2 separate regions of the Mus musculus genome follow, and region 1 is linked to region 2. The links are chromatin loops, found by intact Hi-C in ENCODE. Cell type or tissue: heart. All regions are shown on one strand. Each heading gives the region's core, and the rest is flanking DNA. Links, peaks and the distances in the headings are about the cores only.

Region 1 (15,455 bases), core at 4,014-12,013, 110 kb before region 2:
AAAACCAAAATCCCATCAGAGTTTCACAGGCAAATGAAATATCGGAAAACAAGCTAAACAGCCGAATCTAAAATGTCTTTAGAGTTCTGGGCGCAAGCAAGCCAAACCAAGCCAAAGGTTAGACCAAAACCTTTCCAACAGGCTTTCAATCAAGCGCTCAGAGCAGATACTTTAAAACAAATACTTTGAAAGCAGACAAAAAGAGATACCTCCCAAAGCTTGATCTGTAACCAGCTCAGAACAGACAAATAGGCTGTCCACAAATGGCAGACACAACTCAGCAACCAACCAACCACCCGGCTGAGGAAACAAAACCAGACAGCCAGGGCTCAATGGATCCAGGCGATTCCTCTGGTGGAAAGTGGGTCGTTTTTTTGGAACCTAACATGTCAGCATATCTGATGACATAAAAACCATAGCTCTCATCTTAAAGGGAATGTGAGAGAGCTTATTCTGAAGCCAGTGAGTGACCGTGGCCCAGAAACGCGGATATAGGTTACTCCAGATTCTGTGTTCCAACTGGGAAGCAGGCTCATGAGGTGTTTGTAGTTTGACAAAACAGTCAACGAACCCAGGCAGTTTAAAAGAGGCGGATACCACAAGACAGGGAAAGCCTTTCTATAAGCCCTGAAAGAACCTAGTGGGGAAACCCCCATTCAACTCCCGATTCGGCGTGCACCCAAGAATCATGAATAGAACACAACACCTTGATGTAACAACACGAGGAGGGTCGAAACATATCTCACATAACAGGAGACAGTGGATTCGACCAGGTTTGAAAGCTAGGGGTTTTTATAGAAAAGGAGTGGGGCTGGGGGAGGAATTGGCGCGGTTTCACATGATTGGTCCATTTAAACATCAGCAGCCTGTTAACATTTAACTTAGGTCAGAGGGGTGAGAGCTAGGGAGGTGACGGGCCTGCCCAGGCATGTCCTGGTCTGTTCTGCTGTGTTCTCAGCCCCAGGTTTCAAAGCTCACAAACAACTCTTTGGGCTATTTGACATACATTACATGAATCACAGGTCTCAAGTTTTATTTCCTTTCAGCCCAAGGTGCTGGCTGATGATATTCTTAGCCTTGGGCTGGTAGAAGCTAGCTGTCTTGTTTGTTTGTTTTAAAGATTTAATTACTTATTTTTATGTATGTGGGTGCACTGTAGCTGTACAGATGGTTGTGAGCCTTCACGTGGTTGTTGGGAATTGAATTTAGAACCTCTGCTCACTCTGGTCGGCCCTGCTCGCTCAGTTCCTGCTCACTCTGGCCCAAAGATTATTATTACTGTAGCTATCTTCAGATGCACCAGAAGAGGGCATCAGATCTCATTACAGGTGGTTGTGAGCCACCAAGTGGTTGCTGGGATTGGGACCTACAGAAGAGCAGTCAGTGCTCTTACCCGCTGAGCCACCTCGCCAGCCCATGTCTTGTCTGTTAATAGATTCCAAAAGGTTTCTACTAGTAGGGGGGGTGTTAGTTCCAACAGACAGATTTGCAAGAGTGAGCTGTGCAGACAGTCTTTGCTACAGTGTGGGTTCTGTTTTCTTCCACCCTTCTCCCCTCTTTTCTTCCACCCTTTCAACCCCTAACACCAGAAAGAAGAAGAAAAAAAGACAAGAGAGGAAAGGAAAAAGGAATATTATTATGGTTAGACTAGTTCCTACCGATTACGTGTGTCAAATTTCTTAGGGCTCCTAGATCTTTGCCATTAGAATCCAAATTTTTCTTCTTTCTCCTTTTTATTTTTTCTTTCCCCTTTTTATTTTTTCTTTCTCCTTTTTATTTATTTTTATGTATTATTTTTTCTTTCTCTTCTTTTATGTACAACTACTCAACAAACCACAACCAACAACTCTCCCCACTCTAAGCTCAAGCATTTATCTACCCTCTGAAAAGTCCCCGGAATCCCCGGTGTCACACAATTGCAGAAACCATCTGCAGCTGGCAAAATGATCTGCCTGCTAGGGCACAAGGCAAATCATAAGACAGCTGCTGTGGACAGTCTGAAGCGGCCCCTACCCACACCTGGGATTAAAGCAAAAGCAAATTCTTATATTCCTAAAGAAACCAAAATTGTCACTACCTAGGTGTTCCAGAGGTCTAGGCCTAGCCCAAGGTAAGCTAATTAGTCCTTGGATCTGCAACATTCCAACCTCCCCCACAGAACTACAGTCTCTACCCATACAGCTTCTTGGGGTCCAAACCCAGAGCTTCCAGCAATCTTGGCAAGCGAGTGCTCTCTGCTCCCAGCCCTTCCTGTATAACCCAGCATCTCTGTGCCTCCGCAGTTTGGTGGTATCTGTTTTCAGGCTGTGGTTCTGTGTATAGGTAGGGCTGTGCCTGTAGTAAACCAGGCACCAGCCAGGGGTGTGTTACCCAAAAAAGCACACGTGGGTTTCAGGCGTCCGGAAGGTTTGTCATCTGCCCATCTATCTAGTGGCGGGCTGACGCTCTGCTCTCTCCGCAGAGTGGCCCGAGTTCGTGAGGAACTATGCCCCGTGGTGGGCCACGCACACGCTGGACTGGCTCAAGTTTGGCAAGACCGTCCTGGTGGTGCACTTCGAGGACCTGAAGCAGGACTTGTTTACGCAGCTGGGCCGCATGGTCAGCCTGCTGGGCGTGGCGGTCAGGGAGGATCGGCTGCTGTGCGTGGAGAGCCAGAAGGACGGCAACTTCAAGCGCTCGGGGCTGCGCAAGCTGGAGTATGACCCTTACACAGCCGAGATGCGCAGGACCATTGCCGCCTACATCCGAATGGTGGACACGGCACTACGTAGCCGCAACCTCACTGGGGTGCCTGATGCCTATGGCCCAAGATGATGGGCAGCCAGGGAGGGACCCAGCATCCGGTGCCCCTTGGCTTCAAAGAGCTGGCTTCCCTCTGGCACAAAGACAGCCCCAGGCTTCTGCCTGCCTTCAGAAAGGCCCCTCTGAGGCCTCAGGAGGAGGAGATATCTAGACACCTTTCCCTGGAGAGTAGGCTGCCTGGTTTGGAGTATCCCAGACCCTGCTATTGGTGGTGGGAGAAGGGAGAGGCTATCTGGCAGAGGTTGGGAGGGTCTGGCTGTGGCAGCTGATGGACATTTTGCAAGCAATGACCCTCTTCTGACTGTGTGGGCCCCTGCCTCTTCCCCTGAGCAGGCACCAGCTTTCTGATCTCTCTCAGGCCACCTCTGTGTGACAGACAGCTGGCTGGGACCTGTCTCCGTGGCCTTGGGCGTCTCACTTCTGAGGACCATGGAGACTGGTGCTCTGGCATTACAGTGGGAACCGCCCCAGGCTAAAGCACATAAGAGGCCCAAGCCGGGTGTTGCCCCCCCTCCAGGACAGCAACCCTGTCTTGTCTGCTCGTGCTGTCGTGTCTTGGGGATGAGGGTGACGTTGGGGTTCTTGATCCTTCTTCCAAAGTCCCTTAGGTACCAAAAACCAACCCAACAGGTTGGCCATGTGCCACATACGGAAGCCCAGAGGACCCAACATTGCAGGGTGGGACCTGAACTGGCTATCTTACACTGCCTGGATTGATCCCTTAACCAGGGAGTCCTTCCACTACCCCAGGGCAGGGAACAAAAGTGCTCCAACTCAGAGAGAGCCACACCCAAAACTGTCCCCTACCCTCTAAGCCATCAGCCTCCCTTCCCTTGCTTGCAACCCGACAGGGCCAGCCCCAACTGGGGACTCCTCAGAGTCCCCACTAAGAATGGCTTTCCATTCCCATTATGCCGCTGCTCTTTCTCGAAGACGCTTAGACACCAAAGGATTTCTGACTCAAGTCACTGATCACGTTTTAGGAAGCATGCATCCAGGATCCCCGTCTCCCCCACCTTGGATCCCTCTGGCTTCCCCTCCAGCCCTTCACCGTTCCCATTACATAAACGCAAAAGCCATAGTCACAGCCCCTTGCTCTTTTGACCGGAGCAGCCCCTCCCCCACCTCCACCCCCGCAGCCTGGGGGGTGGGGGGGCGGGGCAAATGAACACTCCTTCCCACCTAGCCAAGGAACCCTGGAGAAGATTCGTGAAAAGAGAGATATATTTTTTTAAGAGGAATATGACCAAGACATTCTGCCCCTTGGACACTGGCCACACAAAAAAGGACTGGCTTCCCTTCCCAACGCCCTCATCTGGAGGGTTTGGACCACCCCAGGGCTCAGCCAAGGGGGCTCTGAATGTATTTTGTATGGTGTTTCCCCCGCCCCAGACTAATTTCTAGTTTTCTTTTCACTGGGCAGTAGAGGGCCTAGCCTCCCCTCCTGCTTGGAGGTCTAAGCTCTCTGAGAGACTCTGGGTCCAAAACATGGGCCAGTTCTTTGCAAGTGGCCTCCTCTGGTCACGAACTTTCTGTTCGAAGATTCCTCAGGTCAACACTATCATTAAAAGAGAGTTTTGTTGCTAACTGGCTGCCCAGTTGTGTATGGCATGTTCACACATGGAGTGTTTCCTCGGGGGGCGGGGGGGAGTGTGTGTGTATGTGTGAATGAGAGAGGAGAGGGAAGGCCTAAGGTGTGAACTTCTCTGGGTTTATCATGCACAGATGTGGAGCAGAGTGTCTGTGGGAGAGAGATGCCCAGGGACCCCGCAGTTCCCCATCTCCATCAACAAACCTCCTCCTGGCTTCTGTCACCAACTAGACTGGGCCTTCTGTGGAGAAGGCTGTGACCAGAGACTTCCCCAGTCAGTGGAAGGAGGAGCTTTTAATGTTGTCTTGTGGGCAGTGAGGGAGTGGGGCTGCTGAGATGGGTGGAGAGAAAGCAGAGAGGGGCTTCTCCCCACCCAGAGTCCTGGGCCACCAATGCTGGAAGAGCAGGAAGAAAGACTTCAGTGACAGTCCCTGGGGGGAGGGAAAGCTGTTCACTGAGGCCATGCTGGGTGACTGAGCTCATCTGGGCCGGGGCCAACTAAGGTGTCAGTGTTAAACCAAGTCTGACCTGTCAGAGCCACCCCCCCCCCTCCATCCTAGACCGTTGAACTTGGGCTGACCAATCTTAGATCCTTGCTTTGAACCTAAGACCCATCTATGTCTCTGAGGCTACCTTCACCCACCTGTTCCCACTGAAGGAAGCCATGTGACATCAAGCTGGCCTAGATTCTTGTCTCAGGACCATAAGGCATCTGCCTCCCACTCCTTTCTAATGTCACAAGTCCATAGCCAGGGGTGAGGCTGGGCTGTAAGCGCCTGTCACGACAACCGATGCCTGCCCTTCCTGTGGCCATCTGGAATCAAGTCTTTATATTTCAGACTTGGGAGGAATGAAAGTAGCTTTTTTTTTTTTTTAACTCACACATACTTCCTGAGCATGAATTACCACCAGTCCACCACAGGCCCTGTGTGCCCTGTTTCAGAGACTTAAAAAAAGGACTTAAGAACTCTCCATCTCAGGCTGGAGAGATGGCTTAACGGTTAAAAGCACTGACTGCTCTTCCGAAGGTCCTGAGTTCAAATTCCAGCAACCCACATGGTGGCTCACAACCATCTGTAATGGGATCTGATGCCCTCTTCTGGTGTGTCTGAAGACAGCTACAGTGTACTTACATATAATAATAAATAAATCTTTGGGCCGGAGCAAGCAGGGCTGGAGTGAGCAGAGGTTCTGAATTCAATTCCCAGCAAGCACATGATGGCTCACAACACAGCTACAGTGTACTCAACATACATGAAATAAATAAATAAACCTTTACAAAGAAAAAAAAGGAAAGGAAAGGAAGCAGCATGAGAGAATCCTGACTGCTAAAATTATTAAAAAGAAGAACTCTACATCTCTGCGGGGTTCACAGAAAGCATTTGGGGGAGGGGAGCGAGGCCCCTGGTGGCCCCTATGAATGGCAGAGACTGCTGAGCCCCAACATGGACATTGATTCCAGGGCTAAGACTCTCACTGGGGAAAGCAGTGTGGACAGGAGCAGGGAACTGGGGGTCATCCAGGCTGGATCCTGCTGTCTTCCCACAGTGACTCCCAGACTCAAGTAGAATACAGCTGATTATGGGAATCAATTCCAGGTTTGTTTCCCTAGGCGCCCTGGAGGCGGCTGCATCCAGTGTGGGAGGGGAGAGGAGAGGCAGGGGGGATGCAGGCAGCTCCTCCTAGGACTAGTCTCCTTGCCACTCTGTTTTCTTTCTCCTCATCCCTCCTCCTTTTTGCCTTAAAGCCCCGATTTCCCTCTTTGAGGTCTGACTTCCTCCAGCTGTCTTATTGTCCCTTTCCATTCTGCCTGCCCCTGACTGTCCCCTCTGTCTTTCTCCATCATCCTCACAGTCCTCCTCTCCATCCTCCTCACTGTCCTCCTCACTGTCCTCGACATCCTCCTCACCATCCTCCTCCTCCTCAGTTCTCCTCTCCATCCTCCTCAACATCCTCCTCGCCATCCTCACCGTCCTCCTCGCCATCCTCCTCATTGTCCTCCTCACTGCCCTCCCATTCTCAGTCTCCCCACTAATGCTGCACGTGTCTCCCCCACCTCTACCCCTTGATCTTAGAGCTCTCTACTTCTCTCCTCTTCCCTTCCTCCCTCTCTCCCACCCTCATCTCCTCATCCTGCAGAGTGGGGGGTGGCTCTGTGGGATCCAGGCCTAGTGAGACAAATGTACCCAGCCTGGTAACCAAGGAAGTGGTTTCCTTAGCAACAGAATCTGCAGAACCAGGGCTGCGCTGTCCTGTCCTCAGCTCTGCTGTTATGGTAATAGGCTTGAGGGAGGGAGGAAGTGAGAGAGGGAAAGAAAGGAAATGAATATCAGACAGCACCTGACTCAGTAGTCTGACGGCTGGAGGAGAGAATGCCTCTTACTCAGTATGACGCTGCTGGGGTCCCTCCTCATGGGGGGAGGGAACAACACGCCAGCATCAGCTCACTGTCGAAATATTCAAAATTTGCAGCACAGAAGCAGGAGAGATGGCCCAGTGGTTTAGAGCACCGGCTGCTCTTCCAGAGGTCCTGAGTTCAATTCCCAGCAACCACATGGTGGCTCACAACCATCTGTCATCGGATCTGATGCCCTCTTCTGGTGTGTCTGAAGACAGCTACAGTGTACTCATATACATAAAATAAATAGATATTCTTCTTCTTTAATTTTTTAGTCGAGGCACAGAGGGAGTGAGGACAGAGAGAGGCCAAGCAGAGGGTGCTGGGGTAAGCACGCAGAGGACCAGACCCCACGCTGAAGTAGAGACAAGACAAAAAAGGCCAGCAGGGCCTGGAGCTCCCGGCTTCAGCAGTTCCCACCCCAGGGAATCCTGTGACTAAGATCCCAGCGAGATTTCCCTACTGAGAACACAGTGTCAAGAGAGCCCTATCCCCTTGGAGTTCTGCTTGGCAGAGATGGAGGAAGAAGGGCATAGAGAAAGCTACAGACATCTCTAATTCCATTCTCTGTTCTGAACTGCCGAGGAGAGACGTGGAGGTGGGACCCACCCAGGACATGGTGGGAGGCCTGAGAGGCTTAAAGATGTTAACTAACTCACACTGGGACACAGACACTGGTGACAGTGCCCGGGGTTGAAACCAGAAACCATCAGAGCCCGTTTGGAAGGTAGAAGAAGCAGAGGGTGTACTGGGAGAGAAGGGGAGGAAAGGAGACAGACAGACAGACAGCCTTAAATCATTGCCCTGGCATTGTTTTATACCCTGACTGCATGAGAGTAAATGACTGTCTCCAAGGGGGAAAAAAAAATCTGTCCAGGTACATTCATTCCCTCCCAGAGACACAGATGGGATGTAAGAGGTATGGGGATTTAGGGGCAGAGAGCTGTTCATGGTGACACGGAAACATGTCCCACCTCTTTCCAGAAAGCACTGATTGACACAGGGCGGTGAGGTGCCCTCGGCGACATGTCTGTTCATTTGTCTACAGTTCACTATCCCCTTTAGATTTACAGCCTGCAGTCTGCCAATGTTCAGGAGAGAGACGTCTGGAAAGGAGGGCACACCTCAGAACACGAAGGAGAAGGGATGGGGTGTTTCTGCACCACCCCATCTTGCCTCTCTGCACAATAGTGGCTAAATTCCAGCAGCCCCCCCCCCCCCCCCCCGCAGGCAGCCCTGTTGCTGATTGGAAAGTGCAGGCCTTGAGGGAGGCAGCTCCTTGATGCAAATGAGTTTGTGGTGCTCCCTGCATTAGCTCCCAGACTACCAGAATGGCATAGCAGAGTGCTCACTGGTGACCTTCATGAGTACCAAAGGAAAGGGCTCAGGGAGGAGACTTGGTGAGACCTGGGGTGGGCACTCAGCCCCTTTGTATGGCTGCCACGCTTCCTGAACTCGACACGATTGCTGACCTAAGATATTCTGAAGCCAGTTTTCCAAAAGATTGGGCCCAAGGTCCCAAAGCCTCCTGGTGGAAGGACCACAGTGTGTGTGTGTGTGTGTGTGTGTGTGTGTGTGTGTGTGTGTGTGTGTGTGTGTGTATACATGTGTGCGTAGGCAGGTGATCCTGTGAGCTTGCCAGTATCATGCAGGAAATAACACATTGATGTTCAGACCACTGACACACTGTCCCGAGGGCACTGACAGCTATGGCCACCACCCAGGCCTTTAACCGTCTCTCTCAAACTCACATGGCATCCAGCACATAGTAGGTGCCATGATTCTCTGTAGTAGTCATGTCCCAATAAAAGTCCTAAGAGGCACCACAGTCAGTGGCCAGAGTAGGCCTGAGTTAGCCCTTGGCAGCATGAGATCTGTGACCCAGGAACAGAGATATCTTGCTCTCACCCCCATCTGAGCTCCTGTGGTAGTGTGAATAGGCTTGGCCCAGGGAGTGGCACTCTTAGGAGTTTGTGGCCCTGTTGGAGTGGGTGTGGCCCTGTTGGAGTGGGTGTGTCACTGTGGGCATGGGCTTTAAGACCCTCCTCCTAGTTGCCTGGAAGTGATTCTTCTCCTAGCAACCCTCAGATGAAGATGTAAAACTCTCAGCTCCTCCTGCACCATGCCTGCCTGGATGCTGCCATGCTCCCACCTTGATGATAATGGACTGAACCTCTGAACCTGTAAGCCAGCCCCAATTAAATGTTGTCCTTCTAAGAGTTGCCTTGGTCATGATGTTTGTTCACAGCAGTAAAACTCTAAGACAGTTATGATGTCTCTTCACAGCAATAGAGCAGTGACTAAGACATCTCGTTTAAGAACTTTCTTATGTAATCGCACACTGGATGGTAGGCGTGGGGCAGATGTGACATCGGGATGAATAAGGGAGGTGTGGGTCTGACAAGACTCTTGGGAGGATGCTGAACACAATCGTCCACCAAGGAGGAGAACAAGAGATGAGGAAGGACACACAGAGCTCACGCCTGGGCTTCCTCTAGGTTTAGATTGTGAAACAGCCACTCAAAGCAGTGCTTTCCAGATTCACACAATGGAACCCCAACTTCCCACATGGAGGTGTTTAGTAACATCTGGAGGCGTTGTTGGGTTTTTTCCACAGCTGGGGGGCTGTTGCTGGCTTTTTAATGGGTAGAGTCAAGGTTCCTAACCTCCCCTCCCCCCCCACACACAAAGCATACACAACACATGGCTGAAGTGACCAGGAGACAAGTCACTGAGTGTAGTGGGCTCAGGGGTGGCCACGCAGATGTCTTCTAGCTCTTAAGCTGCAAGGATAACTTACAGGTTCCCATGACAACTGCCAGGCAAAGAAAGACCTTATATTCTGTGTAGCTCACTCAAAGCTCACCACTGGCTTTCTGCAGGTTTTTCCTCTGCTGGAACTACCCGCACCCCCCCCCCCCCCACATACACACACAGCCCATGAAGAAGAATGTGCTGAAGAGGAAGGTGTGGGCTGAGACCTTTTCCTGATGATAAATGAGGGCAGTGGACTAACTCTGGGTGGGGCATTAAAAAAAAAAAAAAAAAAGGGACAAAGACCAAAAAACTGCAAACACCAAACTAGTATATGTGGGAGAGACTAGGAAGGGATGTGTTAAGCCAAAGACAGTTGGGAAACAGGCTGTCTATGTGTAGTTTTCCAATATACTGAGGCTCAGTGGTTAGGGCACCCCATTCCATCCCTGGTACCACATAATCTAGTGTGTGGTGGTGTATACCTGTAATCCCAGCCTTCAGGAGGTGGAGGCAGGAGGATTAGCAGTTAAGGCCATCCTGGACTGTTGTGACTTCAAGGCTAGCCTGAGCTACAGGAGACCCCGTCTCAACAAACCAAAAATGAATAAATCAACTTGACTCTCCCTGTGGAAAAAACAGTGGGATTCTGTCTTCAGTGTTGACGGTGACCTTTATTACAGAGCTCCCCACCCTGGGGTGCACCCAGGAACTGTTTAAGCAAGCAGAGGGAGGGGAGGTGCCTCTAATATCTAGTGGGTTGAGGCCAAGGCAGTATACCTAGGGGTGCCCCATGACAGACGATGGTCTCACCCAAAGGGCACCGGTGTCAAAATACTGACAGAGCCTGGGGTGACCTGGGAAGGGGAGCAGCTCAGAGCTCGGTCAGAAAAACGGTCAGAACACATCTAGCAGGAATTTTAGTCATTTTAATTGACCTGGGCTAGCAGCTGTACCTCTGAATCTCGGTGTCAACACAGAATTTAAGACTTGGATTTGATGCCTTAGCGAGTACTGCGTAGGACCAGGGTGGGGTGGAGGAGCAGGTGTTACCTGAGCTATCAAACGCCCATGTTTACCACCGGCTACCTGGAGGGTTAGAAGATGTGCTGGCGCCGAGCAAGCTCCCTTTGCCCAATGCACCCTTCCAACACTGGCTCCCCAGCCCCGACTTGGTTACTTTTTTCTGTTGCTACGATAGAACCCCAAGCCCAGGAGAGCACAGGTGAGTTTATTTGGGCTTAAGTTTCCAGAGGGGGGATAGTCCATTGCTGTAGGGAATCATGGCAGCCGGAGGCAGGAAGCTAAGAGCTCACATCCTCACCCACAGCCGTGCAACCGGGAGAGTGCACTGGAAACGACATAAGGCACAGTCTTAGTCTTAGTTATGTGTTCGAAACGCTGTGACCAAAAGCAACCAGGGAAGGAAAGGGTTAATTCAGCTTACACTTCTGTATCCCTGCTCTTCGCAGCTACAGGAACCCAAGCAGGACAGGAACCTGGAAGCAGGAACTGACGCAGAGGCGGCGGAGGGGTGCCGCTTACTGGCCTGCAACCCATGGCTTACCCAGCTTGCTTTCTCAGAGAACCTAGGACCACCTGGCCACGGATGGCTCCACCCACAATGGGCTGGCCCCACCCACAATGGGTGGGACTCTCCCCATCAATCTCTAATTGGGTAAAGGCCTGACGGCTGTTTCTTATGGAAACATTTTCTCAATTAAGATTCTGTGCTCCTATCTTGTCTATATTTGTGTCAAGTTGACAAAAAAAAAAAGCACACCCCTCCCGACCCCTGCCCGCGTGACCACCTCCTCCAGCAAGATTGCACCACTTAAGACTCCCCAAAGAGCACCACAAACTGGGGAACCTAGGCCGCAAAGGCCTGAGATTAAGGAGAACGTTTCTCATCTAGGCCACATCTGCTGCCCTGTGAGAACTCAGCCTGCATCTTTCCAGATGTCCACCCATCATCCTTAACTCTTTTGGCCTGTGCTCTCTCATCAGGAGCACCGTTTTAGAAACACCACAGCTAATTGGGGCCCCGCCGGCTCTTAGAGCTCAGTAGGTCTCTTGTAAATCCAGAATGTTGAACTACGTGAGCCCCTGAGGATTCGGTGTATTTACAAAGAAGGGGTCATTCGTAGGCCTGGAGTCACAGAAGCCAAACCAGCCATACAGGAAAGGACAAAGGCTCAGAGAGGTGCAGAGCCTGCCACACCTATTTCCCCTAAACCAACAGCTGCCATCCCCTTTCTCAGCTACAAGAACTGAGGCTGGAGAAACCTGACCCAGGGAAACCCACACCCACTTCCTGACCTCCCTAGACTGCCCTGGAGGGACGGCCTGCCCATCCTTTGCCTACCCCAGGGCTGTGGAAAATGTTTAATTAATAAACACGCCTTTAATGCAAGTTGATGTTGAAGAGCGACATTTAAATGCTAATTATTGTTATCAGGGGCTGTTTTCTGCCTAATTAAATGCATGGATTCTGTAATTATTAGCTAATTCCCAAAGAGAAGCCAGGCCCTCAGGTGTTACAACTTCTCCTCAGCCACTGACCTGATTCTAACATCCTGGGCAAGCCTAATAGTCTAAGCTTGAAAGGGGGTGAACTGGGGTCCTGGGGAAAGAAAATGGGCTCTGTTGTCACTTTGTGCCCATGTTTTTCAGTCACAGGGGGCTAGAAGGATGGCTCAGTGGTTAGGAGCACTTCCTGCTCTTGCAGAGGACCCAAACTGAGTTGCCAGCATCCACCTGGTGGCTCACAGCCATCTGCAATTCAGTCTCAGGGGATGCGATGCCCTCTTCTGACCTATGGTGCAGGCACACGGGGTGCACATAAATGAAATGGGCCTCCTACCTGTGCACTTGCATAGCCTGGTGTGGGTCATGGCTCTCCCTTCCTTTACAAAAAGAAATTGCACTGTTCAGTTGCTTTCATTTGGTTCCCCGCCATGTGAGGGTCTGTGTGTGTAGAGTGTATATATACATGTGTGTGTGGGGGGGGGGGTATGTGTGTGTGGTATGTGTGTCTGTGTGAGTCTGTGTGTATGTGTATGGTATGTGTGTCTGTGTGAGTCTGTGTGTATGTATATGGTGTGTGTATGGTATGATGTGGGGTGTGTGTGTATGTGTGGAATATGTGTATATATGTATGTGTGTGTGTGTGGTGTGGTGTGTGTGTGTGTATGTGTGGTATGTGTGTCTATATGTGAGTTTAAAGTGTGGATGCATGGTGTGTGCTGTGGTGTGTATGTTGTGTGTATATGCTATGGAGTGTGTGCTGTGGTGTGTGTGTGTGTGTGTGGTGTGTATGGTTTGTGTGTGCTGTGTGTTTGGTGTGTGGTATGTGTGTGCTGTGGGGTGTGTGTGCTTTGGTGTGTGTGGTGTGTGTGTGTGTGCTGTGGGGGTGTGCTTTAGTGGTGTGTGTGTGTGCACTATGATGTGTGTGGTATGACATGGTATGTGTGTAGACTCTGTTGTTCACAGGTAGTTGTAAAGCACCAGACATGAGTGCTGGGAACTGAACTCAGGTCCTCTGCAAGAGCAGTTAGTGTTCTAAGAGACAGGTCCTTGTTTCTCTCAGGGATGAGCTGGGTGTTCTTCATCTATACCCAGGGCAAGTGCTCTATTGGTGGTAACACACTTTGTCCTCAGGAGCCACCCTGTCCACTGCCTTTGACGTCACTGTAATGCAGTGACGTTCACTGTGATGGTTTTACTGTGTTAGGTTGTGTCTTGGTTTTGTCTGTCAGACATCTCTGTCCTTGTAAACCCAGACACAGAAGCCTCCTCCCCAGTATCACTGCTGTTCAAGTCCTCCTGCAAATGCTGGTATAAGATTAGTCCCTAAGCCGGACGTGGTGGCACATGCCTTTCAACCCAGCACTTGGGAGGCAGAGGCAGGCAGATTTCTGAGTTCGAGGCCAGCCTGGTCTACAAAGTGAGTTCCAGGACAGCCAGGGCTACACAGAGAAATCCTGTCTCAAAAAACAAACAAACAACAACAAAAAAAAAACCCCCCAAAAAAAAAGAAAGGAAGGAAGGAAGGAAGGAAGAAAGAAAAAAAGAAAGAAAGAAAGAAAGAAAGAAAGAAAGAAAGAAAGAAAGAAAGAAAGAAAGAAAGAAAGAGGCAACTCTTCTAAGGGCAACATTTAATTGGGGCTGCCTTACAGGTTCAGAGGTTTTCAGTCCATTACCATCAAGGCTGAAACATGGGAGCATCCAGGGAGGCACAGTGCAGAAATAGCTGAGAGTTCTACATCTTCATCTGAAGGCAGACAGGAGAAGATTGTCTTCCAAGCAGCTAGGACAAGGGCCTTAAAGTCTAAGCTCACAGTGATTTACTTCCTCCAACAAGGCCGCACCCCCTCCAACAAGGCCACACCTCCTCCAACAAGGCCACACCTCCAAATAGTGCCACTCCCTGGGCCAAGCATCTTCAAACCACCACAGCAAGCAATGGATCCTTTCTGTCGACCATTAAAAATGAGCCAGAGTTTGCAGGATGTGGCATAGTGGTTAAGAGCACTCCTGCTTACTGCTGAGGACCTGGGTTTGTTTCCCACCATCCACGAGTTGGCTCACAACCATCTCTAACTCCAATTCCAGTGGATCTGATGCTTTCTTCTGGCCACTGCAGACATTGCATGTGCATGGTATATGTTCTAGGCAAAGTATTCAAAGTATTCAAAGTATTCATATACTCATACATTTAAAGTGCTCTTCTCAGGGAAGAGCAGGCAAAGAAATTACTCATGCTTTGCAGACAAATCTGTCCCAGCTGCCCCGCTGAGCTGTGCAGAAGAGAAGCAGCTGATGGGGTTATCTGCACACCCATCAAACCTCATTTACCTAAGCAGCCAATGGCTCCATAGCAAGTGTTTGCAAACCTCTGGACCACTTCAACATCTCCAACCAGAGGCAGTTGACAGAAGTCACTTAAGGCTTGTTATTTGAGGGCTGGAGAGATGGCTCAGCGGTTAAGAGCACTGACTGCTCTTCCAGAGGTCCCGAGTTCAATTCCCAGCAACTACATGGTGGCTCACAACCATCTGTAATGGGATCTGATGCCCATCTTCTGGTACTCACATATATAAATAAATACATCTTTTTTTTTTTAAAGAAGGCTCATGATTTGAGGGGATGCCATCCATCATGATGAGCAAGGTGCAGTGACAGATGGCTCTGTGTATCAGGAGTGTGCATCTGGTCATCACCTCCTCACACAGGGCAGAAAGCTGGGCCAGGCTATAAACTTCAAGTCATATTCCATCAGCCTGCCCCTGGTGACCCATATTCTCCTGCTACGCTCCATCTGAAGGTTCTATGACATCACCAAACAGTGCCTCTGATCACCAAGAGTTCTGAGCCTGGTTTGGACCAGTTTGACCTCCATAGACCAACGGGTGTGACTGCTTGGCCATAGGGAGTAGCACTATCAGGAGGTGTGGCCTTCTTGGAGTAGGTGTGGCCTTGTTGGTGTGAGTGTGGCCCTGTTGGAGTAGGTGTGGCCTTATTGGTGTGGGCATGGCCCTATTGGAGTAGGTGTGGCCTTGATGGTGTGAGTGTGGCCTTGTTGGAGGAGGTGTGGCCTTGTTGGAGTAGGTGTGGTCTTGTTGGAGGAAGCATGTCACTATGGGGTTGGGGGGGGGGGCGGGCTTTGAGGTCTCCTATGCTCAAGCTGTGTCCAGAGTAGCACAATCTCCTTCTGCTGCCTTCGGATAAAATGTAGAACTCTCAGCTCCTCCAGCACCACGACTGCCTGCATGCCTTCGTGCTTCTTGCTGTGATGATAATGGACTGAGCCTCTGAAACCCTAAGCCAGCCCCAATTAAATGTTTGCCTTATAAGAGTTGCCTTGATCTCTTTGTCTCTTCATAGCAAGAGAAACGCTTACTAACACAG
Region 2 (15,455 bases), core at 3,159-11,158:
GCTGTCAGCCTGTAAGGATTCACAGAAGTCCCCAGAGGCAAAGGATTCCCATGGTGGGGATTCCCCGTGGTCAGTAAGCAGCAGTTGCTCCTACCCACCTTCCCCTTGCCAAGACTGTCCACCCCCAAAGCTAAAGGCACTCAGTCCCCAGGTGTGAAGAGGAAGACAGCTAAGGATGCTCCCTGGAAACTCAGGTCTTACCCAGGGAGAGAAAAAGAAACAATTTCAAACAAAGAAACAGGGAAACAGAAACACCATTGTCCTTGACAGCAGAGTCAGAGATTGTATTGTTGCCAGGACAATGGCAGAGGAACCTGGGAGAGGGGAGGGGAGAAGGGGGGGGAGAAATCACTGGCCCTACCTAGAGGTAGGTAAGGCTGTGGGTTGCTGTTCTGTAGTGTAATGGGTGAATCACTCCCTGTGTAATGGACCAAAACACGGACTGCTCTCAAATAGGACTCAAGAAGCGGCTATTGATGACCCTCCCAGGACCAGCGCCCTTCTCCCTTACCTGTTCAGCACTGATTAAGAGCTCTGTGGAGGGCTGGAGAGATGGCTCGGCAGGTAAGAACACTGACTGCTCTTCCAGAGGTCCTGAGTTCAATTCCCAGCAACCACATGGTGGCTCACAACCATCTGTAATGGAATTCGGTGCCCTTTTCTGGTGTGTCTGAAGACAGCTACAGTGTACCTTATAAATAAATAAATAAATAAATAAATAAATAAATCTTTAAAGAAAAAAAGAGCTCTGTGGAATGATCACATCTCTAGAGGACAGAATTAGACTTGTCTAAAACAGGCTGGGAGGGCAGCAAGATGGCTCAGTGGGTAAAGGTGATTGCCGCCAAGTCTGATGACCTAAGTTTGAACCCCAGAACCCACACCATAGAAGGAGAGGAGTCACAAAAGCTGTCCTCTGACCGCCACACATGCTTGCACGCACACACACACACACACACACACACACACACACACACACACGCTGAAAGAAGGAAAGGGAGAGAAGCTAGAGAGATGGTTCTGTCCATAAAGTGTTTCCAAGCAAGCATGAGGACCTGAGTTAATTCCCTAGGGCCCATTTGAGATCAAAATAAGCAAAAGCAGGGGTGTGTGGGCTGGAGAGAGGACTCAGTGGCTAAATGCGGCTGCTCTTCTAGAGGACCTATGTTCGATTCCCAGCACCCAGGTGGCAGCTCACAACCATCTGGAATTCCTCGTCTGGCTTCTATGGTGCACAGAAACACAGACAGACCAAAACACATAAAATTGCATATGTGTGTGTGTGTACATATACATATGTATGTATGTATGTATGTGGCAGGTGTAACCACACACCAACCACACACACCTACACACCTATAATCCCAACTGGTGAGAAGACAGAAGATCCCTGGAATCCATTGTCCACGCCCGTTAGCTCCAGGAAATCCGGGTGCAGCAGATGTCTCTTACCCCAGACATGGTGGGACCAGATTGAGACAGAATGCTGTATCACTCTGTGTTCTCTGAAGAGATAGAGTCTAGGAGATTAGTGTGTAGATATATAGATATTGTGTATGTGACTGAGACCATCTTATATACCAACCATCTTAAATACCAACAACAACTCAATCACCCCTGAAAGGCTAAGAAATGGAAGTTGCTCGATCCTTGAGGCCTCTACAGTTGAAGTCGCAGGGTGGTTGTCTCCTGCTGGAAAAACCAACAACCTGGTAGCTGCTCAGTCCACAAGGCAATGTGCCTCAGCAGACAAGATGGCAGTCAAACCCTGGCAGTCCCTGGAGAGCCACTGGTCTTGTTGACTCAAAAACCACAGCTCTTATCTTAAATAAGTTTACTCTGGGCACATTTTGAGTGACCGTGGCCTGGAAACACAGATTTAGGTTGCCCCAAATTCTAACATGCATTTGATTTCATAAAGTTTTTGTAGAACAAAGAAAGTCATAAACCAAAGCAAGTTTAAATACATTGGTGGGTACATCAGAGAAGTAGGTACAGAGAGACAGCAAAGCTTTTCTATACACCAAGATGCTGTCTGATGACGTCCTTAGCTTTGGCATTGTTGAAAGCTCGCTGTCTGTTAATGGATTCCAAATAAGTTTCTATCTACTCGTCAGGGGACATTAGTTCCAACACAGAGGTGGCAAGGAATAGCTAGCTGTCCAGGGGCTAGAACTAGCCCAAGGTAAGGTAATTAGCCCCTGGATCTGCAAGATCCCAACCTCTCCACGGAAGTTGGTTCCAACCAGTCAGTCTCTGGGGACACAGCTTTTCCCTGACTCCTCATCCACAGTCTTTAGTCCATGCAGGGAGCCTGCGCGCACTCGGGGTTCTGATGTCTGCAAAGGAACCTGCAACAGCAGCAACAGCAGCAGGCTGAGTCAACCCAGGGGGCAAGAGAGCAAAAGGGAGTGGCCCTCTTTCTGCCACAACCTTCTATCACTGCTAGCAGAAAGCTTGTCAAAGCAATCTGGGCGGGTCCTCCCATGTCAATCCAAACAATCTGGGCGGGTCCTCGGGCGGGGATCCTTACTGCAGGTAAGGCTAATTTGTAGCAAGTTAACTTGAAAACAGCCAGTGTAACACTTGACCTCTGGCCTCCACGTGACCAAACACACTAAGAAAAAGAGAGAGACACATAGAGAGCTGTCTAGCCCCATCATACTGCCCTGTGTCTTGTTCTGATCTGAACCAGCAAGAAAGGCACGCGCATGCGCAGAGAAAGGGCTGCCCGGCTCTCATCTGCCCTTCCTGATATTGAGCACTGACTAGAGTCTTGGAGCAGTTACCGTGAGGATAGTCATGGCCTACACGATAGAATCGGCAAGACAAAAAGATAGGAAACGCCCGTGACGCAACTATCTTCTAGAACAATCTTTTAAAATAAAGGCCTCGATAGCTTAAGTTCCTCTTTGTTGGGGGTCGTTAATTTTTTTGTCTGCCACATAGTAAAGTCTTGGTAATGTGTAACAAACCATTTCCAAGCTTGCAGACAGGAATGGTTCACTTGCACGTCTTAACTCTGGGGATGAAAATGAAACACGCCTACAAGTCTGCTAGAAACTAAACTTGCATTTTGATCCCCCCCCCCACCACCACCACCACCACCACCCCTGGACTTGTGACACACAGTGCCTTCCTTTTTGTCAGGGCTAGACAGTAATGGTGAGCCTTGTCAACCACGCAGTCACCATAGCAGAGAGGAAGATGTCCGGTTAGGTTTTTGTCAACTTAACCCAAGCTAGAGTCATCCAAGAAGAGGAACATCAATGGAGAGAACACCTCCATCAGATAAGCCTGTAGGCCAGTCTATGGGACATTTTCTTGACTGAAGCATTAGGGGAGGAGCCAAACCACTCTGGGTGGTGACACTCCTAGGCAGGTGGTCCTAACGGTGTAAGAAAGCAGGCTGAGCAAGCTGCTCAGTAGTGTTCAACTATTGCCCGTGATCCAGATGTGTAAGCCAAATAAACCCTTTTACCCCAACTTGCTTTTGATTTGGTGATTATCCCCAAATTGCTCTGATTCGGCAACAGATACCAAAGCACCTGGGTGGTGGCGGCGGAGGCACACACAGCTGTATTAACCCCCAGCATTCTGGAGGCAGAGGCAGATGGATATCTGAGTAACAGACCAGCCTGGTCTACATAGTGAGTTCCAGGACAACCAGGGCTGCATGGAGACGCTGGGCAGGAGACAGGGAAGGGGATGACTGGGTTGCAGGTGCCACCTGTGAAGCTACATTCTCCCAGCTTCCTGCTAATTGGCTACTAAGTGACTGGCTGCTGATTCTGCCCATTCCACACCCTGGGACAGGGTAGGTGATGCAGATATTGCTTGCTCAGTATCAGGCTCCCATCAGAGGCTGGGAATCCCTTGGCCTCTCTTCCAAGCCCCCAGAACAAGGGCTAATGGGTTTGGTGTAGGCCAGGGTCCTGACTTAAGCCACTCTGGGCAGGTTTGGAGGGTTGTGCCCAAGTACACTGTGCAGAAGCAGACGAGGAGACATCAAAGGGAAGGTAGAATGCTCCACTGAAAACTCTGGGATTCAGTAGTGTTTCCCAGGGTGTGGTTGGAATGTAGGGTCCTGCGTTGTACATCTGTTTCCTACCTCCCTTATGATAAAGAATTGGCAAGACCTAGCTGTGGCCCTTTGCAGCTGTAAGGAGCCACCTGCCTGACCCTGTGTCTCCTCATCTCTAAAAAAAAATTAGTGGCATCCTTCCTGCTCCATTGGACAGCAGGAAGGACTCTGGGGCAAAGCTGCCCCTATGTAACAGGCTTGTGTCTCCTTAATCTCTTCTTTCTGTTTCCTGTGGGGAAGGTGGCAACAGATGCGTCCCCCACAGCCCCTGTACTATGAACAGAGTCACCCGGAGATTCGGGTCCTTTCAGAACCTGTGAAACTGACCTTGTTGGAAAACAGGGTCTTTGGAGATGTGACCCTTTTGAGGGAATGTCACAAGTGATCTGGAGAGGGAACTCTCTTCAGTGGCAGGAGTCTGTCTGTCTGTCTATGGAAAGGTTTAGAGACATCAGCACATGGGAAGGTGGCATGTGAAGACAGGCAGCAGGAAAGGTGGGCATGTACCCACAGGCCAAAGAGAGCGGGGGGGGGGGGGGCTAGAGGGATGGCTCAGCGGTTAAGAGCACTGACTGCTCTTCCAGAGGTCCTGAGTTCAATTCCCCAGCAGCCACATGACGGCTCACAATTATCTGTAATGGGATCTGATGCCCTCTTCTCAAAAAGAGAAGAAGAAAGAAGAGCCAGGGACCAGCAGAAGCTGATCCTTAAAAAGGCAGGACAGGTCCTATAGATACTTCCATCCTAGATATCAGACTTCCAGAGCTACACAAGGTTAAATCCGGTCCCCTTTAACCCACCCACTTGGACAGTCCTAAGACACAGTTTAATCCAGTACCCAGCATGTGGGCCACTCCCAGGAAGCAATTGTGAAGGCAGGTACAAATCTCTAAGCTGGGAGCTGACCTGGCTGGGCTTAGAAATAGTGCTGCCAGCTCTCTCTCTCTCTCTCTCTCTCTCTCCCTCTCTCTCTCTCTCTCCCTCTCTCTCTCTCTCTCTCTCTCTCTCCCTCTCTCTCTCTCTCCCTCTGTGTGTGTGTGTGTGTGTGTGTGTGTGTGTGTGTGTGTGTGTGTGTGTGTGTGTGTGTTTTCTTTTCTGGAGACAGGGTTTCTCTGTGTAGCCCTGGCTGTCCTGGAACTCACTCTGTGAGTTTACCAGGCTGGCCTCAAACTCAGAAATCCATTGCCTCTACCTCCCAAGTGCTGGGATTAAAGGCATGCGCCACCACTGCCTGGCTTCTGCCAGCTCCCTTACAGTCATGGTTAGTACTTGGTAGTCTCTCCGGGTCATTGACTGGCTGGCCACTTCTCTTTTATACTGAGGCCCTGCTTTGAATCAGAGGTTCAGTACTGGCTGCTGACACCATCCTCACTTGAGGATGAATTGGGGAACTGGCCTTTTTTTTCTAGTCCTTATCTCCCCCGAGTTTTGACGGACATTTCCCAAGAAGCCACCCAAGCACACCACCCCAATAAAGGGAGAGAGGAAATCTCATAAGAGTCCAAATGGCCTTCATATATTAAGCTACCAGTAAGTGCAGCAGCTCAGGGTTCGCCCCCCTCGTATTCTCCAGACAAGTTCCCGTGTTAATGAATTCTAGATTCTCATTTAATAAATGTTGCGTGGGAAGCCTCGTTATTCGAGGCTTCATCAATCTCCGGCTGGCACACGGACGCCCCTGTGGAAGTACCTGAGATCGATCGAGCATGGGGCTCACGTCCTCGGTCCTCCGCTCTGCCACCTACAAGAATTCAGTAATTGAAAAGACCTTATAAATCAATACAGCCAAATTGAAAACTCCCAGAGAACAGCACATCATTCAGTGGGGGGCGTTTGTCAGGATTTCTCTCTGCCTTCCCAGGAGGGGGAGATGCAGAAGAAGGGCGAGCAGGCAGGAAGACAGCTGTTGTCCCGACCAGGGAAAGGGGTGCTTAGCGCTCGGAGTCCATTTAGCTTTGATTGCTTGTCCGGCCTGGTTTTTTTTTTTTTTTTTTTTTGACTTGGCCTGCAGTCAAACACTAGATTTTACCACTCCAGACAAAGGTTTGAATTTCTTGTAGAAAGATGGAAGTGCAGAGCTGCCTTGGTGCTAATTACACCCTAGGGAGGACCCCTCTCCAGCTAGAACAGAATGCTTGTAGCTCACCAATCGCCAAGCAGAAAGGAAATGGTGTGGAGGCCGGGAGGAACAGGAGGAAGAGGGGGTATGCTTGCCCAAGGAAAAGGAAGGTGTTTGAGAGCTGAAAAAAAAAAACATGAAGGAAATTTGAAACAATAAAAGGAAATCTTATTGTCGATCGGATTAGCCAAAACTAATTGCCCACCCTTGACAAGGCAGAGGGAGGGGGGAGACCTTTCAGCAAACAGGCAAGGGCTGCTCCAAGCCTGCAAGTCCATCCGCCTCGCCTCCTCTCCTACAGAAACATGCACAGACAAAAGGAAAAGCTGGAAGCCTGTGTCGGTCCACAGGGGGGAATAGATAATATTCCCTTAGGTTATTAAAGAGCTCTTTCAAAAAGAAACCAGGTCTCCTCGTGCCCAAGACCTATTTCTAAGTAACTAAGAAAAACTTGCAACAGTCTGTGTGAGTATGTGCACATAGCAAGTGTTCAAATATGGAAGAAAACCCTGTAAGGATGTGCGCAAGCTGTTCAGAAGTAGACCAGGAGGACAGCCTAGACTGATACTTTGTATTCTAGGCAAAGAAGAGGAAAAAAAAATCTAAGGGGGAGGACAGACCGCATTGATACTTTGTATTCTAAGCAAAGAAAAAAAATTTAAGAGAAAAACAATAGAAATAAACAAGAAATGAGGTCTGTAGATAGCAAACACAACCGCCTGCCCCTGCTCTTCTTGATTTTATTTTATTTTTACTAATTATTATTGTATTAGTGCGTGCCCCGAGATACGTGCATGCTGTGGAGGTCAGAGGACAGCTTTCAAGAGACACTTCCACCGCGGGCTACAGAGATCAAACTTGGGCCACACAGCTTATACAGCAAGTGTTTACTGAGCCATCCTTCCTGCCTTGGCCAGGTGGGTCCTCATCTTAACTGTTTAGAAGGCTTTCAGGCATATGACTTGCTTGTTCTCCTTGGTCCCTTTAGGGCTAGCCATGGGGTGTGCAGCCACCAGAAGTCACCCTAAACGAACAGGTCTAGACAATTTCAGGGACTTAGTATAAGACTTTGAGCTCACCCATTCTTGGTGTTTCTGTAAACCTTTCTTTCTGATTTGTTCCCCTTGACGCACACGAGTCCCCTGGCAATGGGTATTGTGCTCCTTCAGCCTTCTGGTTACTGAAGAAACCAAATTAAGAGAAGGTAGAGCCTTTTACACACATTCAACAAAACATCTGCTGTTCCAGCTGCCTCTGTTAAAGGCAGGACTTGGCTGGGTTTCAGGAGCAGCTAGATCCAGGAACTTGCATTTTCTCAGAAAGCACTTCACCTGCTTGTGTGTTCTTTTCTTATCTCCACACTGGAGCCTACCACTTGTCAAAGCAGTGGTAGCACAGAAAAGTCGGGGAAGGGGTCGGTTACCAATGTACATAGCTCCTTCTTACGAGTACAAAACCACAAGAATGACACACTCACCCAGGAAGCTCTGGAGTGAAATAAGATTTTATCCAAACTTTGTGAACTCAACAGGGGTGTCCCCCCAAAAGAAAACAAAAAGAAAACCCTTCACATCAGCACCCTTTCTTCCTCCTCCTTCCTTCTTCCCTCCTCCCTCCATCCTCCTCCTTCCTTCTTTCCCTCCTCCCTCCATCCTCCTTCCTTCCCTCCTCCCTCCATTCTTCTTCCCTCTTTCTTCCCTCCTCCCTCCCTCTTCCTTTCTCCTTCCCTCCTCCCTCCCTCCTCCTCCCTCCCTCCTCCTTCCTTCCTTCTTCCCTCCTTCCTTCCAGCCCCCACAGAGCCACCAGGAAGGCCTTCTGCAGAGTTGCTCTGACAGCAGACAGACCTATAGAGCATGGTGTTCAGTATCACCAAAGTCTGATCAGGGTCTCAAGGCTGCCAGCACATAGGTCACATCTCATAGAATTTTCAAGTAGGAACTTAAGGGGCTGGGTGGCCCAGTGGTAGCTTGCTTGCCCAGCATGCACAAGGCCATGCTTTTCATCCCAGCACTGCAAAGAAACACAAAAGGAAGCTGACATGGAGTCCTGGGCTTCACTCCTCCTGTCTGATGTGCTTGAGCCATGATATTCACTAGGGTTTTCTGACTGAGGCCTCTTGCCCACCCTGAACCAACCACTGTATTCAGACAAACGGACTGTTTTGATTGCCTCAATCAAACCAATGAAAGCCTATCCCTGGGGGCTGGAGAGATGGCTCAGTGGTTAAGAGCACTGACTGCTCTTCCAGAGGTCCTGAGTTCAATTCCCAGCAACCACATGGTGGCTCACAACCATCTGTAATGGGATCGGATGCCCTCTTCTGGTGTGTTTGAAGTCAGTTATAATGTACATAAAATAAAGGAAGGGAGGGGGAGAGAGAGAGAGAGAGAGAGAGAGAGAACCCATCCCTGAAGCAGGAGGCAGGAGGTGAGTCGGTGGTCCTGGGAACTTGGGAACCTATGGCTGGGTGGAACTAAAATCCAGTTCTCTAAGGAAGGAGGGTAAGGAGTGTGATCTGACCAGCTGAAGTCAGCTACTCTACCCAATCCAGCCAGCCGTCTGGGGTGTGTCCGTGTCCTTCACTGTCCACCTTGGCTGTTTTAGTCTTTTTATGTATGTGTCTGCCTGTATCTATATATGTGCACCACACGTGTTCCTGGTGTCCTATGAAATCACAACTGGAATTACATGTGGTTGTGAGCCACTGTGTGGGAGCTGAGAACCAAACCAAATGCTCTAAACTGCTTAGCCATCTCTCTTAACACATCCCTTGTGTTTTTTGAGACAGGAGCTCTCATTGGCCTGGAACTCACGGATTGGACCAGGTTGGCCAATGCACTCCCAGGATCCATCTGCCACTCTCTCCCCCATTCTGGGATCACCAGTATACTCCACCATGCCGTTTCCTATAAGGGTTCTGGAGTTTGAACTCGGATCCTTACGACAGCAAAACCCAACCAATTGAGCTGTCTCCCTGGAGACACTCATGTGGCTTGCACAGCTGAAGATATTTATTATGGGGTCTTTACAGAAGAAGTTTCCAGACCCTTCTGTGCAGGCAAATGTACCATTTTTGTTGCAATTTGTTCATGATCGCAATTTCTGTCCCTGTTCCCTCTCTGTTGAGCGACATCATGACAAGACAGCAGAGCAGACCTCTGCGAGCAGAAGAATCCTCCAGGTTCCATCGCTCCTACCCAGCTTCCTGTAAAGCCCATGAGTTCATATCAGGGCCAGAATCAAATGGAAGGAGCTTTCACAGCCTCTGGATCACAGACCGACTCCATTACCCACCGCAGAACCTCCCCGCTCAAAGATCAATGTCTTGCAGCCTGCCCAAGGCTGGCAGGCCAGGGACTGTCGCCCAGTCTTCTTAGGAGACAAACAGGAAATCATCTGTAGCGATTCCAGCCAGAAAACAGTCTTAGTTAAATGACTTTATCTCCCAGTGAGCGATGTCTGGCTGCAAAGAGAAATACAGGCTGTGCATGCTAAGCCAGCCCAGCCTGGGTGCATCCTTCCTCCACGTCAACTCAGAGCAGAGGCCTAGAAGCCACACTTTTGCAACTCCACAGTAAAGATGGTGTCTCTGTCCTTTACTGGTCCCCAAAGCACGTGTCTGCTTTTACTTCTGACTTAATTTTTCATTTTGTTTTATTTTTGCTTGCGGGCATTGTTTATTTGGTTGGTTTTGGTTTTTCAAGACAGGGTTTCTCTGTTGTAGCCCTGGCTGTCCTGGAACTTCCTCCATAAACCAGGCTGGCCTCGAACTCAGGGATCTGCCTGCCTCTGCCTCCCTAGTGCTGGGTTTAAAGGCGTGCACCACCACTGTACAGTTGTTTGTTGAGACAGGTTTGCATGTGACCCAGGCTAGCCTAGAAGTCACTACATAGCCAAGGATAACCTTGCTCTTCTGTTCCTCCCTTCCCTTTCTTCTGACTGCTGGGGTGACAGTCATTCGGCACACTTGGTATATGCAGTGTGAGACTCAAGCCCAGGGCCTCAGGCTTGCTGGGCCAACACTTTGCCAGCTGAACCGCATACCCAGCACGCAACAGGTGTCTTCCTCTATCTCTCTCCGCCTTGATTTTTTTCCTTCTTTTCATATGTGCGTGCAGTATACAAGCATGTACATGCATGTTCACATGTATGTGCATGCATAGGCATGTACAGGCCAGGCTCCAAATCCACCTTATTCTTTGAGGTAGGGTCTCCCCTTCCAACGCAGATGTTGCTAATATGGCTCGTCTTGGTCAGCTTGCTCCGGGGAGCCCATTCCCACCTTTCAGGGCTTGGATTACAGAGCCACTGCCTTTCCTGCTTGGTATTTACACGGGTTTTGGGATCCAAGATGAAATCCTTGTTTCCACTGGCTTTAACCACTAAGCCACCTCCCTGGCTCACCTTGGGTTTGACTTTGTTTGTTTTTAAAGCATCTGTGTGTCTCACTTGTGTGTGTGTGTGTGTGTGTGTGTGTGTGTGTGTGTGTGTGTGAAGATGTGCCTGAATTCATGCATGTGCACTGAATGTGTGCTTGGTACCTGTAGAGGCCAGAAAAGGACAGCAGATGGTCTGAAACTTGAGTTTCAATGGTTGTGAGACATTATGTGGGTGCTGGAAACTGAACCTGGGCCCCCTGAAAGAGCAGCCAGTCCTCTTAACCATCTCTCCACTCCCGGGGTATTTATAAATACTTATTTTAGTGTGTGTGTGGTGTGTGTGTGTGTGTGTGTGTGTGTGTGTGTGTGTGTGTGTGTGTGAGTGTGTGTGTGTGAGTGTGTGTGTGTGTGGTGTGTGTGAGTGTGTGAGTGTGTGTGTGTGTGAGTGTGTGTGTGTGGTGTGTGTGAGTGTGTGAGTGTGTGTGTGTGTGTGAGTGTGTGTGTGTGTGTGGTGTGTGTGAGTGTGTGAGTGTGTGTGTGTGTGTGTGTGTGTGTGTGTGTGTGTCTGGTGCTACAGTCCAGATAAGGTGTCAGATCTCCTGGAACTGGAATTACCAATGGTTGTGAGCCACCATGTGGATTCTGGGAACTGAACTCAGGTCCTCTGCAAAAGCAGCAAATGCTCTTAAGGACTAAGCCACCTTAGTTTTCAAGACAGGGTCTCTCACTAAATCTGGAGCTCATCGAATGGCTAAACCCAGTAGCCCTCCTGTCTCTGCCTCCACAGCACCGGGATGACAGGTGTAGACTGCAATACCCAGTATGTCCATGGGTGCAGGAGCTCAAAGTGAGTTCTTCCTGCTTAGACAGCAAACATTCTGTTCGCTGATTCACATCCCCAGCGCCTGGTGGCAGGGCAGTGTCTGATGGACTCTGGCAAGACACTTGTGCCACAGACGGCCGGCCACTCCTCTCCACTGAGAGAAAGAGAGGCAGGCAGTGACTGAGCACCTGTTGAGGCAGACCCGGCCTTCCCTTTCCCCCTCCCCTTCTTTTTCCTTCTTCCAAGCTGCACCCAGCAGAGAGGAGAGTTCTCCAATATCCCATCTGTCCTCATCCTTTCTTGTAGCGAAACAGAACACAAATTAATACCTCGATAAATTATCCTGCCACATAAAATTTCATGCTAAATCAACTATCTTCTCATACCAAACTCTAACACAAGCCAGAAGCAGGTGCCGATGATCTGGTTGGGGCAGAAGGAAGAAAAAGCCAACCCTATAAACTCTATGTGTTCGGGGCTGGCTTAGGGACCTTCTCCGTGAATTGGAAACATGTTAATTTTAGTAGTGGGGAACCATCTGGTAGACAGTAGGTGCTCAATAAATGTTTAGCCCAACAGAATTTGGAGGGGTGGGAAGGGACAGCTGAGAGGGCCCTTCCAATGCAACACTACCACTCACCCCTCTACTTCATCCCCCACACCCTGCACGTGGTGACCCCTTGACACCTGTGGTCCTCAGAACCCTCCTCTGACCCTACTCCCTGGTTCAGAGAGGATCTGGGCCCAGATCGAGGGCATGAGATATAGCCTGCATCCTTAACAAGTGACCAGGCAACAACCCAGCTTCCTGACATCACTTCCTCCTGAGTCAAGGGGATGGGGGGTCTCTGTCACAGTTCATGCTGCCTGCTCTCCCAGATGAGCGAGACTATCAGTCATCATCAGAAGGCTAATATTAAAACGGAGTAGGAGCTACATCAAGACAGACAAGGCCAAGCTACCACTCTTACCCCCAATCTAATCGAATCTCTAATGAGCCCAGCTGACTTCCAGCCATTTCCTACTTTGGGGGCAGGGAGGGGGCAGGGCTCCTCTCTGCTGTTTGACCCGCACCCTTGCTCTCACAGGCCCTCTGGCCCAAAACACACCCAGAGTCCTTCCTTTTGAAATATAAATTGGATCTCACATCTTTCCCAACTCCAAAGCTCCAGCAAATGATGTTCCGTGGTACTTAACGCCTTCATTTCTTTCCCTGACAGGATTTGATACATCCATGCTCCCAGACTCATCTCCTGCCCGGACTCCCTCACCCACCGGACTCCTCTTTCTGCCCAGGGAAACCGGGAACTCCCAGCTCTGCCCCAGGCTGGGCACTGTCTGTGATGTGCCCTCTCTGAAACTTCCAGCCTTCAGGTGTCTGCACCTGGGATCTTCCTCTCACTTCAGGCCTCTGCTCATGGGTCAGCTCCTTGGAGAGGCCTCTGCAGACCCACCCAAAGTCCCCTCTCTCCCTTGCAGCTCAGCAGCCTGCCTCCCTTTTAGGGAACTATGAAGGTTTGCAAATCATCTAGTCCACCGCTGTTTATTTGTTGATCTTCTATTCCAGGCTGATACAAACATGACCAGGGCAGGGATCTGTCTGTCTGTTCACACACCCAGAACGCAGGAAGTAAGGAACAGGGAGGGGAGTCAATGGAGCCTCCGATGGGTCATTCTAATAACGGCTATGCCCACAGCCTTGGCCACCCAGAAGAGAACCAGCTAGCCAAGCAGTCCAGCTGTCCCCACCCCCGTCATTCAGCTTGCAGTGAGGTTGATCAGGCAGCTAGGACCTCAGAGGAGAGGGCTGGAGCCCTGCAGACCTTCTCTCTCTGGTGCCTCCACATCTCCACAAATGCTTCTGTTTGTGTGGGGCTGATACATCTATCCTCACTCCGTGATATCATAATAGGAAGAGCGGATGGGGCTTGGGTTTTTTGGTTGTTTGGTTGTTTGGTTTTGGCAGGTGTTAGAATTCTCAAGTAGAGGGCTAGAGAGATGGTTCAGTGGTTAAGAGCACTGACTGCTCTTCCAGAGGTCCTGAGTTCAATTCCCAGCAACCGCATGGTGGCTCGCAACCATCTATAATGGGATCTGATGCCCTCTTCTGGTGTTTAAAATTTTTTCTCAGGTAGAGACAAGGACCCAAAGCTGGGAACACCACAGACTCTAACAGATTGGGGTTTTATGTGAGTTTTGGGTGTCCCATTAGACAATTCCTCTCCTCCCTTTTTCTCTTGGTCTGAAGGTGTCCAGTCCCCTGCCTCTGGTAGGGATCGGGATCTCTGACCATAAGCAGAGACATAACCGAATTATTGATTGGCTGGGGTAAGACTAGGTGTCCAACCTCCTCTGTGGTGTAAGGATCCAGAAAGACCCTCTGCATACCCAAAACAAACTACGCAGCAGAAACAAGGAGACATATTCCTGGGGACAAAAAGCCATAAAGAAATAGAAAGTTTCTGCCCATTGCTGGAGGCAAAAGTCATAAACTCAGACTGGGGTTGCTATATCCCCTCCTCCCATCTTAGAAGCCTCATGAGAACCTCACAAGGTGGGAGCCATTCTTGGCTTATTTTACGGTTGGAACAGGGCTCAGAGAGGACCCGAGAGACTCAGGCTTAGGTGGGCAGAACTGAAAGCTGAATGGATGCTGTAGGGAGGGGGAGACACATCACCAGGATGCCCCAGCAGTTCACACTGAAGCAGGAATGAACCTGTCCTGGCCTTGGATGAATCCTTTCCTCACTGGGTGAGGCCCAGGAGCCCAGTTATATCCAACCATAGCTGCATCCTTGCTATCAATCTCATGGCCTCTGTAACAAGAACACGGTATTGATTCTGCAACATCCCTGGCTGGCACTCTTACACCTGTTGTAAGCCGGCCCACGGCTTACAAGGACCAGGTACAGCTGGGAGGCAGGCTGGGGCTGAAAGAGACTTAGACAGTGAGAAATTAATGGAGCCAAGACATGATTCTGTTCAAGGCCCTCTGGTTTACTAAGAGAGTCTACTTATAAAAGGGGAAGGCCCATCCCCCGCCAGTCCATTCCTGGTGTCTGGAGCCAGCCTGTAGGTGATGTGCAGATTAGGATGTTCCTCCAGAATGTCTCAGGGGCTTCTCAGCAGGTAGCAGTATCTTGGAGAGAGCAGTGGCAGGTGGCCTCCATGCATCTAACTGTCTTTGTGGCTGTGTTGTTTGTGTTTCTATCCTGACCACACCTCTCACTCATCTCTTAAACCTTTTGGGAGATGTCTCAGTTAGGTGCTGCGAACAGACACCATGACCAACGCAACTCTTATAAGGACAGCATTTAATTGAGGCTAGCTTACAGGTTCATAGGTTCAATCCATTATCAAGGCAGGAAGCATGGCAGCATCCAGGCAGGCCGAGTGAAGGCTGCTAGGGGAAGACTGACTTCCAGGCAGCTAGGATAAGGGTCTTAAAGCCCATTCCCACAGTGGCACACCTACTTCAACAAGGCCACACCCACTCTAACAGAGCCATGCCTACTTCAACAGGGCCACACCTACTCTAACAGGGCACACCTCCTCCAACAAGGCCACACCTACCCCAACAGGGCCACACCTACTCCAACAGGGCCACACCCCCTCCAACAAGGCCATATCTCCAAATAGCGCCACTCCCTAGGCCAAGCATATTCAAACCATGACAAGAAACAAAACAAGATCAACCTTGCTCCCTCAGGTGCACATGAGATAACTTTCCTACCTGAGGCATCTTCTCCTTGCTGCTCATAAAGCAAATCTTGGAACCAGTGTTGGCTTAAGCAGTGTGTGGTGCCAACGCTTTGCTTCCTTCTTCGACGTTATTCTTTTTCTATATGGTTTTCTTGTGTGTGTGTGTGTGTGTGTGTGTGTGTGTGTGTGTGCGTGTGTGTGCGCGTGCGCGCGTGTGCGTGCGTATGTGTGTGCATGTGCACACATGTGTGTGTGCGCGTACATGTGTGCACGCGCGCGTGTGTGCACGTTTGTATGTGTGCCTGTGCGCGTATGTGTGCGCGTGTGTTCATGTGTGCATGTGTCAGT

The links. A loop is a pair of places that touch in the nucleus more often than their neighbours do. Peaks named below come from ENCODE experiments on the same cell type or tissue, not always from the same donor. Only the 100,000 strongest peaks of a DNase experiment are listed, where the experiment ranks them.
Region 1: it touches region 2 in a loop (1.8-fold over the local background); 5 of 42 quality-filtered maps call a loop at or near these places.

The regions. Positions count from the first base shown.
Region 1 is chr5:113,585,332-113,600,786 of GRCm38, forward strand. Wscd2 (WSC domain containing 2) reads left to right here. Exons shown (of 9, transcript NM_177292.3): 9 at 2,462-4,394. The coding sequence ends at 2,814. Among named protein-coding and RNA genes, the nearest start is that of Gm42002, 10 kb to the right of the region's middle. In heart, for the core only: no CTCF peak of the experiment used is centred there; no DNase peak of the experiment used is centred there; H3K27me3 peaks cover 1,356 bases.
Region 2 is chr5:113,698,124-113,713,578 of GRCm38, forward strand. All of the region lies in intron 2 of 1700069L16Rik (RIKEN cDNA 1700069L16 gene), which reads right to left. Gm46919 (a long non-coding RNA gene) reads right to left here and starts at 588. Exons shown (of 3, transcript XR_001784941.1): 1 at 512-588. In heart, for the core only: no CTCF peak of the experiment used is centred there; a DNase peak (open chromatin) is centred at 6,328; H3K27me3 peaks cover 1,898 bases.